Regions from separate parts of the Homo sapiens genome. Here region 2 is linked to region 1. Evidence: read pairs that join two places in POLR2A ChIA-PET (ENCODE). Cell type or tissue: Panc1. All regions are shown on one strand. Links, peaks and the distances in the headings refer to the core of each region. The heading gives the core; the rest is flanking DNA. Region 1 overlaps NRP1 (neuropilin 1). Region 2 overlaps PARD3 (par-3 family cell polarity regulator).

Evidence for each region. ChIA-PET counts read pairs that join two places held together with the same protein. Peaks named below come from ENCODE experiments on the same cell type or tissue, not always from the same donor. Only the 100,000 strongest peaks of a DNase experiment are listed, where the experiment ranks them.
Region 2: POLR2A ChIA-PET joins it to region 1 with 6 read pairs; 2 of 35 experiments call an interaction of 5 or more read pairs at or near these places.

The regions. Positions count from the first base shown.
Region 1 is chr10:33,230,537-33,234,934 of GRCh38, reverse strand. The region is part of intron 6 of NRP1 (neuropilin 1); the gene reads left to right. Among named protein-coding and RNA genes, the nearest start is that of NRP1, 100 kb to the left of the region's middle. In Panc1, for the core only: no CTCF peak of the experiment used is centred there; no DNase peak of the experiment used is centred there; H3K27ac peaks cover 3,625 bases.
Region 2 is chr10:34,306,977-34,311,374 of GRCh38, reverse strand. All of the region lies in intron 20 of PARD3 (par-3 family cell polarity regulator), which reads left to right. Among named protein-coding and RNA genes, the nearest start is that of LINC02629, 410 kb to the right of the region's middle. In Panc1, for the core only: no CTCF peak of the experiment used is centred there; no DNase peak of the experiment used is centred there.

The DNA.
Region 1 (4,398 bases), core at 199-4,198:
GTCAGGGAAGCCAGCCCTTCCACTGCCCCTGTGCTGTTGCAGCCTTATCTCATGTTATTCTAACTGGCTGGATCAAGTCTTCTGGTAGGAAAATTCATCTGTTCATTCACTTGGGACTGTTTTACTATGAGCAAAGGTTTTATTTGTTTCCACCCAGGAAAATGCTCTCCTTTAATTTAACTATGGAAAAAGGCATTAATTCAGGCAATTAAGACTAAAAGAAAATTCGTGAGATTTTTCCTGCCTTGCGCTGTTCTTCTACTTGGGTATTTTTATTCTTTACCCTAATTTTAAAGTGTTCAATTGTTATCCTTTGCTCAAAATGTTTCGTTGCTACCATTTTGTTTTTCGACAGCATGAATAAATTATTTGCAAAGTTTTGTTTTTCAGTGGCCAGTGCTAACTTTAAACTAATAGTCAACACAATCAGAAATCATTTCATATTCCTTATAATTATATAAAATAATGAATCTCCAAAAAGAAAAGCTATTGGATTTAATTATTATTACTGAGAAATTATAAACTATCTTTCTAATCATTATGGTTATAAAATATGAATTGGGGAATAGCATAGGTGTAGCAGCTCATACACGGGCCACCAGTCTTCTCTGGGGTATAAGTCCTGGGTCAAACACTGGTAAGTTATGTGACTCTGAGAAAGGTACATATCACTTTGTTCCTCTGTTTCTTTGTCCATAAAATGTCCCTTGTATGATTGTTGTGAGAATTGAAAGAGACACTGTACATAAATTTAACCCTTCATAAAATGCCTAACACGTAGAGGTTGCACTATGAATTTCCGGTTATTAATGGTAATTTTAGCCTTAGCCATCAGCATTTTTTCTAGGTAATACCACCATAGGGACACAACACAGAAAGAGATAGGGAGCTATGTCACTAACTCTAAAGCGACTGCATTCAGATTCATAACAGTAAGAAGTCCAGGATCCTAAGTTAATGAGCACAATGGTCAGGTACTGTGAGTTAAGCCCACAGAGCCTAGAATAGCATTGATGTTCACAGGCCCAGGCTCTGTAAAAAACATGTGTTTTATCTAAGGAAATGAGACAATTGCTTAAAAATATTTTCTTTAGCTTGTAGTGTCAAGTGATGAATTAAACAGCTCTTTGAGTCATCAGAGATGCCCCAAAGAAAATCCGACAGTCTCCCCCTCAAAAAATATTTTCCTGTTTTTAATCAGACCTCAGCTCTTTGTCCTCTATTTTTTCAGGCCATTGTATTGACCTGCCTTGGGAGTGTTAAAAGCTGGTAAACGCTCCCTTGCCAATGCTAGCTCAATGGGCAGTAATTTATTGAGTAAGACAGATTTTCATTTTAGAAATGAGGCTTTCCACGTTATGACATTACCAATATTGGTTGGTTATGTATTATTATAGAAAGCAGTGATATTCATTTCATGGCTGGAAGGCTGCGTGCTGGTGTTTAACCAGCAGTTTGCAAAGATTTGCTACATGATTTACTACACATGCTGCTTTGTCCTCAAGTGATTCCTGGTAAAATGTGTGCTTCTCCTTGCTTCTCTTTGTCTGGGGAATGTGTTTCCTGTCATTACTAAGACAATACCATGGCCATATGGTGCATGTGGATGGTTCCTGTAGATATCTTACAACAAAGAGTAAGTTGGGAGCATGGTAGAACCCAGTGCCGTGGGGAGGTGGGAGTTCGCCACCCAGGAACTGCAAACATCGCCCCTTCACCCCTAGAAGTGGTGAGGAAAACTGTTTTCCTCTACTCACACAATTTTCCCCACCCAGAAGGAAAGGCTTGGGGTTTCCTCTTCTGTATCTGCTAACAAGATCTTCTCATTGTGAGTGGAGCACAGTGTGAAAGTAAGTTGTGGGTAGACTTTCCACCACCAGTGTTAGAATTTCATATCCATATTGGAAACAGGGTATTGTGTTGGGTCACATTTCTAATCATTATAGTGCCAACGGCGCTATGTATTATAACTTAGAAAGTGGTCACCAGCTGGGCACGGTGGCTCATGCCTGTAATCCCAGCATTTTGGGAGGCCAAGGCGGGCAGATCACTTGAGGTCAGGAGTTCAAGACCAGCCTGGCCAACATGGTGAAACCCCATCTCTACTAAAAAAAAAATACAAAAATTAGCTGGGCGTGAGAGCGGGGGCCTACAATCCCAACTACTCTGAAGGCTGAGGCAGGAGAATTGCTTGAACCTGGGAGGTGGAGGTTGCAGTTAGCTGAGATCTCGCCATTGCACTCTAGCCAGGGGACAGACTGAGACTCTGTCTCAAAAAAAAAAAAAAAAAAAAAAAGGAAAAGAAAAAGAAAGCGGCCACTAGAACTCAAAAGGAGTTTGATAAAGTTCTGTAAAATAGCCTACATGCCATCGATAAATACCAGATGTTTATGTTTGTCACACACACAGAGGGAAATGTTCAACAATTTCAGTGAATGCATTTGATGTTCCATTCCATCCCTGCCCACCGCCATCATCACACCCCCTCACCATCACCCTTAATGTTAAACAGAAGTATATCCAACTCAGATGTGAAATCACATCCATCTTCTAATTAAAAATAAAGCAGCTGTGAAATAATGATATTCTTTCAAAATAAGAAAATGGTGATTAGAGCAGAGCTGATTGGGTTGAGGGAAAGCAGGTTACTTAATTATGGTTATTGTGTGTCTGAATTTTTATGGAAAGAAAGGAAGTATTGTTTAGGACGATGAACCCTCCAAAACATAGAGGGGTGGCATTGTGTAGAAGTACTCTGGGTTGTGTCTTTGTCTTTTCAGCTGCTTGTCTTGGGTCACCAGTCTTGCCTATTAGCATGTGACGTTGATGAGAACTTAGCATGATTCAAAAAGCTAAGCCACCAAGACGATGGGTAGTGTTTGATTTGGAGTGGGTTTTATGACTACTGATCATTTCAACTTCAAAACAACCAGAGCTCATATTCTTTAGAGAGCAATACATTTTTTTTGACAAGTAATGTCAATAGTGGTGAGGGAAACATAATAGGTTGTTTAGTGTCCATGATTTCATTCATTTATTTTTTCCTGCTTATCTCTGCAATTCCTGCTCCTCCTCGTCCCTGGAACAGTCTTTTCCTTTGTGTCCACTCACAAGCTCCTACTGTTTATCCCCCATAGCCATCTTGAGCATAGAAATCAGCTCCCCTCACCTCCAGTTCTCTGTTAAATTGTTTACCTTTTCCTTGATGCTGCATGATACCTGTCTGTACGGTAGTCATGGGTTCGCGTTTTGCACACTCTTACTGCTCTTTATATCCTAACAACTTAATATAGAACTTAGCAGATAAGCAGTATTAAATGCCCGCTGATAATGTTAATCCAGTTGAGTAAGATCCAATACCTAAATATTCACAGCCACTAAAAATTATGATGTAGAAAAAATAGTGGCACTAGAACGTCTATAAAACTCCATTATAAAGCCAGTTATCAGGCATAGAGGTAATATGACCTTATTTTTCAAAGTAAAAACATGCATACAAATATTCACAGGTACTTTGCATGGGAAAAGAAACTCTGCAAGGCTATGATTGGTAATTATTTCCTAATGATGGTCTTAGGGAGACTTAATTTTCTTCTATCATCTTTACTGCATTTTATGAATTTTCAGTAGGCATTTATTAGTTTTTCTGCAGGGAAAAACAGATGCTTTTCAAAGGAAATCCACACAACAATCTAGAAGGAGGTACAGCAAAAACAGAATGATGAATTCAGTGATGGGGACATGAGCTATAAAGGGGTTTAGCCTACTAGGCCAAAAAGAGGAAAAAGTCATTTCCAGTCAAAAAACAGACAGAGGTTGTTTTAGGGCAAAGGAACTTTGTATGTCAAGACATGCAGCTAGAAAAGGCTTATATTCTGTTACAAGCAACGAATATTATAATATGGCTGGGTGATACAGTTGGAAAGAGAGAGGTGTAGCAGGAGGCTAAAAAGGTAGATTGAAGCCAATGTCATGACTAGCAGAGACATCTACACCAGTGAGAAAGGCTTGTAAGGGAAGGAGAAAACTTTTCATCTACTCTTTAAGGTGTTGCAACTGGGGCCTGCAAATTAAACTGACAAAAGACAGATTAACAGGAAAAAAGGCATTAATATTTTAAATTTTACATGCACAGAAGCCTTACAGAAAAGAAATGAAAAACCAAAGAAATAGATTCAGATGCTTATACACCATTTTCACAATGGGTGATAAGTTGTGGATAAGTGACTTGAGAAAAGAAAGAGGGTTTGGGCTTCTAGGGCGGATAAGTTGTAGGAAAGTGACTAGGAGATACATACACACACACACACACACACACACACACACACACACACACATATATGAGAAACTAATGGAAAATAGGAGTTATTTTAGTAAGATGTGTTTATGCAAATTTTA
Region 2 (4,398 bases), core at 264-4,263, 1.1 Mb before region 1:
AAACATGGGTTGGGTTCATTGGCTCACACCTGTAATTCCAGGCACAGGAGTTCGAGACGAGCCTGGGCCACACAGTAAGGCCCTGTCTCTATTAAAAAAAATAAATAAAAAAAAATAAATAACTGAAGTCTTGAAAACCATCTGATAAAGGGTATTGTGGATTGGGTTGAGTGCCTGTGAGAAGGCTTGACCTCTGCTCTGACTTGAAAGCAGTTTGCAGTTCTACCCTCGCCCCCGCCCAAGTGAAAGCCCTCAGTTCTAGTAAGGAGACACACAGAAGAGTGTTTATTTGTCATGCTAGTTTTTTATGACTTGGACCTAATTGCCATGGGGATTAATGTGACCAGTTTCACATTGGTACATCAAGTGGCATCCTGTGCAATCTGCTGATGATTTAAGGAATACAGTTAAAGTAAGCACATAGAAAACAATGCTTCTCCAAATGAAACACAGTGAGATTTTACATAATTTTATTTGCTTTCTTGTTTGTCACCTGGACAAAGAACAGCTCTGTTTTGTGATTATACACCCTGGGAGGTTTCCTTGGAGTGAGTTCTGAATTTGTAAATCCTAAGGACTTAATGTATGCTTCTATTAATTTGAATTGAAACAGAGGTTCCCATTTTTAACACAGGAAAATAAATGTCCAACTGACCTGCTAGCAAAGACAAGTTCTAAGGTAGCTGATATCATATTCTTCAAGTATTCTTCTTTTCCTGGTTAGCAGTTTTAAATAGAGAACCTCTGACATCCACAGCGCCCAGGCTGAATGCAGAGGAAGCTGAGGAGGCACAAAGCATGACGGCTGGGCCTCTCTCAGACCTTTTCTGACATTCTTTAATGTTTCTTTTCCATAGACCTGTGGCATGAATATAGAATGCAGGTGTCAAGGATGACACCTACTTGATAGTCTCTCTAAAGCAAACCTTTTCGCAAAAGAAATTCTTGACAGTTCTGAGATGCTAAGTCAATTTCAATTCCAGGCTGTGTGGAAAATGGAATCTTTTTTCTGCAATTGATGTGAAAATTGAAGGCTACTGACTATTCACTTTCTAATAACACAGGGTAAATAAATACTATCGCACCATTGAAAAATGCACTTAGAAGACAAGCTCAGCTAATGATATTCACCACAACATATGTTGGAAATATTCCTTGTGAATGCTTTTACTTGTTACCATTAAGGTTCCATATTGTTTACATTAAATATAATAGATCAAGTACATGTTACTCCTAAATGTACTTGTATCAAGCCACAAATTAGTATATAAAGGTAATTGTTTTGTCCTGACAATCTTTTAAAGAATTCACTGGGGGATCTCTTTCCTAATTGAGCGTTGAATGGTTTTCTTCTGACCTATGTTTAATAATAGCCAATTTAGAAGCAAAAGACTAAAATCAGATTAAATTTTGGATCATAGTGAAATAACCAGGTCTCCTATTAACCTCTCTGCTTGCAGTTTTTTTTTTTTTTTTTTGGATGGTTGATCCTTTTCCCCACTTGCATCTCATGCTTTAAGCCAAGAGCCAAACCATTCTGGTCCTCTCTTGCCTCCTGCAAGCAATTCATAATTCTTTCTGCATCATCCATGACTACTCTTTTCTTCTTGGGGGGGCGGGGGGGTGGGGGAGATGGTTGAACCTCTGCCCCCACCTCCATCCCATGCTGTAAGCCAAGGCCAAGCTCCCAAAAAACCATTCTGGTCCTCTCTTCCCTCTTGCAGGACATTGCCCCAACAATGTTTAATTATTTCTTCTCTCTTCTAAATCCATCTGATCCATCTGTGTCTGCCTTTTTTTTTTTTTTTTTTTTTTTTTTTTTTTTTGGAGACAGGGTCTTGCTCAGCAGGAGTACAGTGGTGCAATCATGCCTCACTGCACCTTGAACTGCTGGGCTCAAGTGATGCTCCCACCTCAGCCTTCCCAGTAGCTGGGACTACAGGCGTGCACCACTGTGCCTACTACTTTTTAAATTTTATATAGAGGTGGGATCTCACTTTGTTGACCAGGTTGGTCTCAAACTTCTGGCCTCAAGCAATCCTCTGGCCTCTGCCTCCCAGCATGCTGAGATGAGGCATGAGCCACTGCCCCTGGCATTGCTCTTCTCTCTACAGGATCATTCACATTGTTTTGCACCATGCTGTTACCTCCTCCATCTTAGAGAAAATTCTCTCTTAGCCCTACTTACTCTCCAACTACGATCTCATGTCCTCTTGCCCACCACAGCAGACCCTTTGATATATTTGCTGTCTCTTTTTTCCGATTCTCTCTTGAACTTGCTTCAATGAATCCTTCACCCCTTCCACTCAGCAAATCCTGTTCTCGTCCAGGTCACCAGTTCCTCTTCCTTGGGAAGTCGGGGTCCATTTTCATCCCTCATCGTGGTCCACTGGCAGTACCCAGCATGTTAATCATGGCTCTCCTTTGAGACCAACTTTGCCAGCTTTCCCTCCTCCTCCCTGGCCTACCCTGTCTTGTCTCCTTTGCTAATTCTGTGCCATACTCTGTCCTCCAGGTCTTGTGCCCCAGGTGCTCAGTCCGAAGTCCTTTTGTTTTCTCTTTTTGGTAACACAGAATTTTGATATTCTCAGGAAACAGCCTTTGTGATCCAAATACAGCCTATAGGCAGATGACTCTCAAATTCACCTCTCCTGCCTGGACATTTTCTTGGAACTCTTCATTTGTAGTTTAACCATCTTCTTGACACATTCACTTGGAGATCAACCAGACACTTGAAACTTCACACGCTCCCAACTCACTGCTGGATTCCCCCTCCCCGCAAACTGCTCCCGCGAGCCTTCCCTTTCTCAGATAATGGCAGTTCTGTCTTCTCAGTTGGTTAGATCCAAAGCTTTGGAGTGATCCTTGACACCTGATTTTCCCTTATGCCCCACAAGCAGTTTAAGAATGTATAAAAGCAAAAGTCCATTAGCTCTGTTTTTGGTACACATCTGCAATCCTACTTTTCAGCCCCCAGTGCCGCTGTTACTGTGCCCCAGTGGTCCAAGCTCTGTGTGCCCTCTTCCTGGCTTAGGCAGTAGCCCTCTCACTGTGCTCCCTGCCTCAACCCCTGCTTCCTGCAGTTTATTCTCACCACCACATCCAGAAGTCACTTTTCCCTCCTCTGTTCAACCCCCAGTAGCCTTCGGCACCACTCAGAGCAAAAACCAAATCCTTAGGGCCCTACAGAACTTGGTCCCCCACCCCAGCCTCTTTGACCTTGTCCCTACCGCTCTTTCCTTCAGTAACTTTACTCTTCCCTGAACCTACCGGGTCCACTAGAGCCTTTTCCCTTGATCCTGCCTCTACCTGGAATAGCCTTTTCTCAGGTATTCCTAGGTTCACTCTTGTACCTTTAACATCTTTATTCAAGAGTCAGCTTTTTAGAGGGTCTAGCCAAAATTGCAAACTCTGCTCCCTCTCACCCTGACACTTTTCTAACCCACTTTTTGGCATCATTTTTCACATTTGCACTCCTACCTGAGCTATGATAGATCCCACTCATTTGATGTAAATATACATTGACATTGACAGAGAATGTTAACCCATTTTTCCCCTGCTGTATCCCTGGCAGACTGCATGATGCGTCCATCATCAGTGCCCAGTAAGTGTAACAGATGCCCATTGCCAAACCCCTTCAGTGGCCATTCTCTGCCTCTGTGTCTGAGGCCTCTCTGAAGTCTTGGAAGGCAGCTCTGTGTTTCCATCTGTGCCTGCTGGATGTGCCCAGGAATAACACCTTGGAGCAGCCTTCAACGCCAGTGTAAATGTACCCCAGTCTCCATGGCCCTTGGGTTTATAGCACTAAGTCATAAGGTCTGCACTCTTCACCCTCAGACCAGGAGCTTGTTGGAAATGTGGAATCCCAGGCCCTGCCCACATCTGCTGACATTAGAATGTGCAGCTTAACAACCCTGGGGATTCCTGTGTGCATTTCAGGTCGAGAGGCAGCAGCCCCTACCCTGCTCCCAGAGTTTGCCTGTGGGGTTGTGTTCCCCATACCCACAGTTTCACAGGCTCGGTAACATCCCTTTGTGACAGCCTTTCCTCCCCACTGTGGCATCTCCACTTCTCTCCCAAGTGTTTCTTCCCTTAAACCACTGTCCTGAATCCTTGTCCCAGGGTCTGCTTGTGATTAAATCCAGACTAAAACAGTGTTGAGTGAATGAATAAATAAAACTTTTGAGCCGGGTGCGGTGGCTCACGCCTGTAATCCCAGCACTTTGGGAGGCCGAGGTGGGCGGATCACGAGTTCAGGAGATCGAGACCATCCTGGCTAACATGGTGAAACCCCGTCTCTACTAAAGATACAAAAAAAAAATTAGCCGGGCGTGGTGGCGGGTGCCTGTAGTCCCAGCTACTTGGGAGGCTGAGGCAGGAGAATGGTGTGAACCCAGG